Regions from separate parts of the Homo sapiens genome. Here region 2 is linked to region 1. A link is a loop called in an ENCODE intact Hi-C map of the cell type or tissue named here. Cell type or tissue: PC-3. All regions are shown on one strand.

The links. Peaks named below come from ENCODE experiments on the same cell type or tissue, not always from the same donor. Only the 100,000 strongest peaks of a DNase experiment are listed, where the experiment ranks them.
Region 2: a loop joins it to region 1, with 2.8 times the contacts of the local background. A loop is called at or near these places in 53 of 110 quality-filtered maps.

Annotation. Positions count from the first base shown.
Region 1 is chr4:141,348,860-141,351,359 of GRCh38, forward strand. No RefSeq gene overlaps it. Among named protein-coding and RNA genes, the nearest start is that of LINC02432, 17 kb to the left of the region's middle. In PC-3, no CTCF peak of the experiment used is centred here; a DNase peak (open chromatin) is centred at 1,432; H3K27ac peaks cover 1,441 bases.
Region 2 is chr4:141,701,446-141,703,945 of GRCh38, forward strand. All of the region lies in intron 2 of IL15 (interleukin 15), which reads left to right. Among named protein-coding and RNA genes, the nearest start is that of IL15, 66 kb to the left of the region's middle. In PC-3, a CTCF peak has its summit at 1,276 (motif pointing right); no DNase peak of the experiment used is centred here.

The DNA.
Region 1 (2,500 bases):
ACTATCCAATTCCAGACCATAAATAAAACTGCATTTGGTTTAATATCCCATCTCAATGGCTCACCTGAAGTGGACCAGCTGCTTCCCGTGGAAGAGGGGCAGGTAATTTTTCTATCCTCTTGCCCACTTATATGCTACTTATAAGTTGTCATTGCTGTTGCCATGGGAATGGAGTCAGAGACTAGAAAGGCAAAGGATGCAGGGAAGTTTATGCTAGCTCTGATACTGTAAGATGGGCAGATGTCTGCAGGTGATTTTCCCTCTTTGGGTTGCTTTGGTGGCTCTGCAGGGTCACCCCCTGTGGGGCTCATCTGGCTGCAACAACTGCAGCTCTCTAGCCCAGTGCTCAGCCCCTGGGTTTAGGGAACCACTATCCACTCTCTATTTTGGTTAGAGGCTCATTACACTTCCAGAAAGTCCTTCTTGGACAGAGCTAAAGGTGGCCCCCAGCTAGCTCTCTCCTGAGGTCCTCATCTCCTCCACCAGAAATACTTTACTGCCCAAAGAGCTCACCAGTTGCCCCTCCTGCTCCAGTAAGCCTGTCAGATGCCAGTCTTACCCTCTCTCAAGCTCCAGGAGACTTATCTCAAACTCTCCAAATTGGCCAAGTGAAGCCCTTTTTGCAAAAGATAGCACTCCATTGCTCCCCTTGGAGAAGGTGAAACTCAGTCTAGCAACACATGTAAACACACACCCCTCTTAACAAATTGTTCTCATCTCCAATATTTGGACCCTTTTGTATTCTTCAGTGGGTTTGGAACTGCCCAACTGGTTCTCTGATAGCTCCTTTGAAAATCTACATTTTGGTTTGACAATTCTCTTTGGAATTTCATATATTATATATTGTGGTGAAAGCTGAAAATTCCAATTTAATGTTAATGAGGAAAAACTCACTGTTTCCTCTACTCTCAACACTTCACTTCTGACACCAAATGTGTGGGATATATTTTTCCCACAGCAATCAGTTCTCTCTGGATGCCACTTATGTGTCCTACAATTCAGTTACGGTACTATCTACCTTGCAGTTAGTGCAGACCCCATAGGTTGAAGGCTCAGTCCCACAAGACTGGGCCCCCACCCCAACCCCTCCACTTCAGATGCCAGTGGCATGGCTTGGATATCCACATTACCCATAACATTTGTCCAACTTGGCTACAAATGGAAGGTTTACACGACTTTCTCCTGAGGTTTGATATTTTGCCCTGATGGCTCACAAAACTCAGGGAAACACTCACTTATGTTCACTGCTTTATAACAAAGGATATGATGAAAGATGCAGATGAACAGCCAGGTGAAGGCGAGGTCCTGAGCACAGGAGCCTCTGTCCCCATGATGCCAGGGTGTGCCACCCTCCTGTCCTGTGGATGTATTTACCAACCTGGAAGCTCTCCAAGCCCTGCCTTCTAGGGATTTTTTATAGAGGTTTCATCATGTAGGCATGACCAATTATTAACCCAGTCTCCAGCTCACAGTTTGAATTATGGCTTGGTGTTTCTGGAAAACAGCCCTCATGTTGACGTTATCCAGCAGTCCGCCAAGTGTTGCCTTATTAGAATAAAGGCACTCTTATTACCCAGGAAATTCCAAGGGATTTAGGAGATCTGTGGCAGGAACAGGAGGCAGAAACCAAATGTATATTTTTTATTATGTCACAACATCCTGTTACACTGTATCAGAAAAAGTATTATACCTCTCTTGGAAGACTGAGGGAGATAATTAGTAATAGGCACAAAGAAATCAATTATATAATAAGACTATTGAAAATTAAGCAATTTAAAATTCCACATAAACTGAAAAGTTGTATAAGAAAGGAAATTGCCTTCTTTCCCTTGCACCCCCTGCTGTACTACTACAAGCTACTCCTTGACTCATCATTCAGGGAATGTGAGTAAAGGGGATGGGCCTCCTTACCCCTAAATATTCTTAGCAAATTAATGTGGAGGTGACAGACTCAAAAGGTGGCTTTTCTCCTACCAGGTTGCCCATCCCAAAATAATAAAAGTAGCTAAATAAAATGCATTTCTTTTTGTAATTTGGTGTCATTGTCCTTAAAAAAGTGAGGCATGGTTACTGAACTCTTTGCCCATCCCATTTCTAAAATTGAAAACCTCAATTTCAATCCTGAATCTGTTCTCTGGCTCATTCTTCCTGACATCTACTTATTATACAAATATAGTCAATCTTTGGCTGGTTCCATGACTGACATCTTAGAACATCAAAATTAGGAATGGTATGGCCAAATTGTCATCTTAGTCCTGAAATATGTTATAAACCAAACGTTGGAAGAGAATGAGCACATTCATAAATAAGAATGGCTAGGTCTATAAAAGTTCCCCACCTTTTTTCATCTGCAGAAAATATTTATTTTGCAGGTTAGGGTTTTCCATCCGTCAGAAAAAAAGAATGGCCATTACTGTTCTTTTCACTTCACACAGGCAGACTCATTTGCTCTACTTTCTGTGACTATCACTGTTTTGTTTGTTTGTTTGTTTTGTTTTGT
Region 2 (2,500 bases), 350 kb after region 1:
TAGTTATGTACTTGTTGTGTGGGCAAGTTCACTGTCTCCTATGGAGTTGGAATGGCAGGGATCTCTTGAAGTTTGTCTCATTCTCTTGTGATGTATACTTTATTTATTTAACTTTACTCCAGTATTTTATTTACTGAGTTGATGATTCAGGCTTCAGTCCAATAGGAGAGGTAGCCCTTGGTAGTCACTGGTTGTAGCTAAGGCAGGTGGGTACATGTAATCCTCAGTGGTGGGCAGGGATCCCAGCCTTGATGAAGGTGGCTAAGGGAGTTCTCAATTAGATGTCCTGAGGTTGTACCAGGATGAAGGGTGTGAGCTACCTCAGTTCCCCTGCCAGGCCAACAGAAAAGTTATCCACCTCATAGCCTCACTCCTGTACCAGTGTTCTGGCTATTCAGATCATACGGGCACCTCTTTTCATGTGTAGGAATGTTGATGCTCCAAGTAGCGGGGAATTGTGACCTTGCCTCTTATGCAGGCCTGAATATGGAGAGTACTCCCCCTGTTGGGCTGCAATCACCATGAATGGTTCCAGGAAGGCTGTCTATAGACGCATATACACTGCATTCTTGTGATAGAAACTCCAGTTGTGTCCGCAGTGATGTACCAGGGTTGAACAAGGATCTCTTCTCCAAGACCCTTCATGATCACAGAGGCTGCCTGCCTGTTGGGGTAGAGGTGCTGACTTTCTCTATTGTGCCCAGCTCTGCACTTGGGTCACTGCTGAAAGAAACATTCCACCAGTGGAAAGATCTGGGACTCAAGCCTGCTGTTCACACTCTTTTGTTCCATGGGGTGTTCTCTTGATATGGTGTTCTCTCCCTTCCCCTAAAAATGGGACTTCTTGAGAGCTGTACTGCAGTGATTACTATTGATCTTCTGGGTCTAGCCACCCAGTAGGGCTACCAGACTCTGGGCTGGTGATGGAGAATGTCTGCAAAGGATCCAGTGATGTGACCTTTTTTCAAGTCTCCCAGCAATGGATACCAGCACCTGCTTTGAATGGAGGTGGCAGGGGAGTGACGTAGACTGAGATTCCTTGGTTGTCAATAGGCTTAGTGTGCTGGCTTTCTTGAATGCTGGTTATACTAATAGTGAACTTGTCATGTGGACAGACTCAGGACCCCTGGATAGCCAGGGTATTGCAGGCAGTGGTGTAAGCTGAGATCCCACAGCTGTTTTCTCCTTCCTGAGAGCAGTGATATTCTGCTGAGAGGTATTGTGATGGCCTGAGTTGGCTGGCCTCCAGCCAGGAGGTGGCGCTTGCAAGACAGCATCAGCTGCAGTAGCAGCAGTGGGATTTGAGCTTGCTTTAAGTTGCCCAGGGGAATTATTCTGGTTTCTTAGGTGATGGACAGGGCTGTAGAGCTCCCAAAAGTTTATGTTATTTGTGTTCATCTACTAGGATGAGTGGAGAAATATCACCAGGTGAGGGCAGGGTTAGGTGGGTCTGAGCTCAGACTCCCCTTGGGTGGGGCCTGCCGCAGCCACTGTAAGAGGCATGGGGTGGTTTGCAGGCCACTAGGGTAATGATCCAGAGGTGAGTATAACTGCCTCTGCTATGCAGAAGATTTCACAAAGGGAGTGGGGAGTAGCCGGCAGCAGTAAGCCTCATCCAGCTCCTTGCAGTTGGCAAGGCCAATCTCACTCCTGAAGTGTCCTGCTATCAGCACCAGGTTTAGGTCCACATAACATATGCACAGAACTCAGACCTGCCTGAGGCCATAAGCTTCCCTGCAGAAATAGCAAGCATGACTTTTGGGTCACATCCCTCCTCCTCTCGTCTGCCCTCAAGGCTGGTCAGCAGTGCTCTTCCCACTCGCCACCAAGTTCTGTTGATGGGTGTACATCCCTACTCAAAATTATATCACAAATTCAGCTGGGAGCTTCTTTTACCCTGTGACCCCTCCCTGAGCTCATTGGCTAACTTTCTTGAGGGCTCCTGTGAGATATAGTCAGGAATGGCTTTCCTTGGTTCATACTAGAGACTCAGAATACCTGCAAGGCACTTCCTGCGACTGCTTCTACTTTTATTTTCACGAGGCTCCCTAAATTTGTTCCAGCTCTTGGTAGCATTAAGGCCTTCTCCTGTGGCCTGGATTTTCAGATTCCTTAGTGGGGATATGTGCTCAAAGGTAGAATCTCCCCGTCTCATACTCTGGGAACTTTTATTTTTTTTCCTATCTCATGGAGTAGGCTGCAGCCTATCACTTCTTTCAAAAGGTCTGTGGATTTTTCCAGTTTTCCCAGTGGGAGAGGCATGCTAACACTGCCTCCTATCTGCTATCTTGAAAAAAAAAAAAAAAAAAGGTGTATAGATCATTCACTTCCTTGGTTAAGTTTATTTCTAGGTATTCGATTTTTTTAATTTTTTGTAGCCATTGTAAATAGGATCCCTTTTTGATTTCCATTTTAGCTAATTCATTATTGGTGTATAGAAATGCTGGTGATTTTTAAATGTTGTTTTTCTGTCCTGCAACTTTACTGAATTTGTTAATTT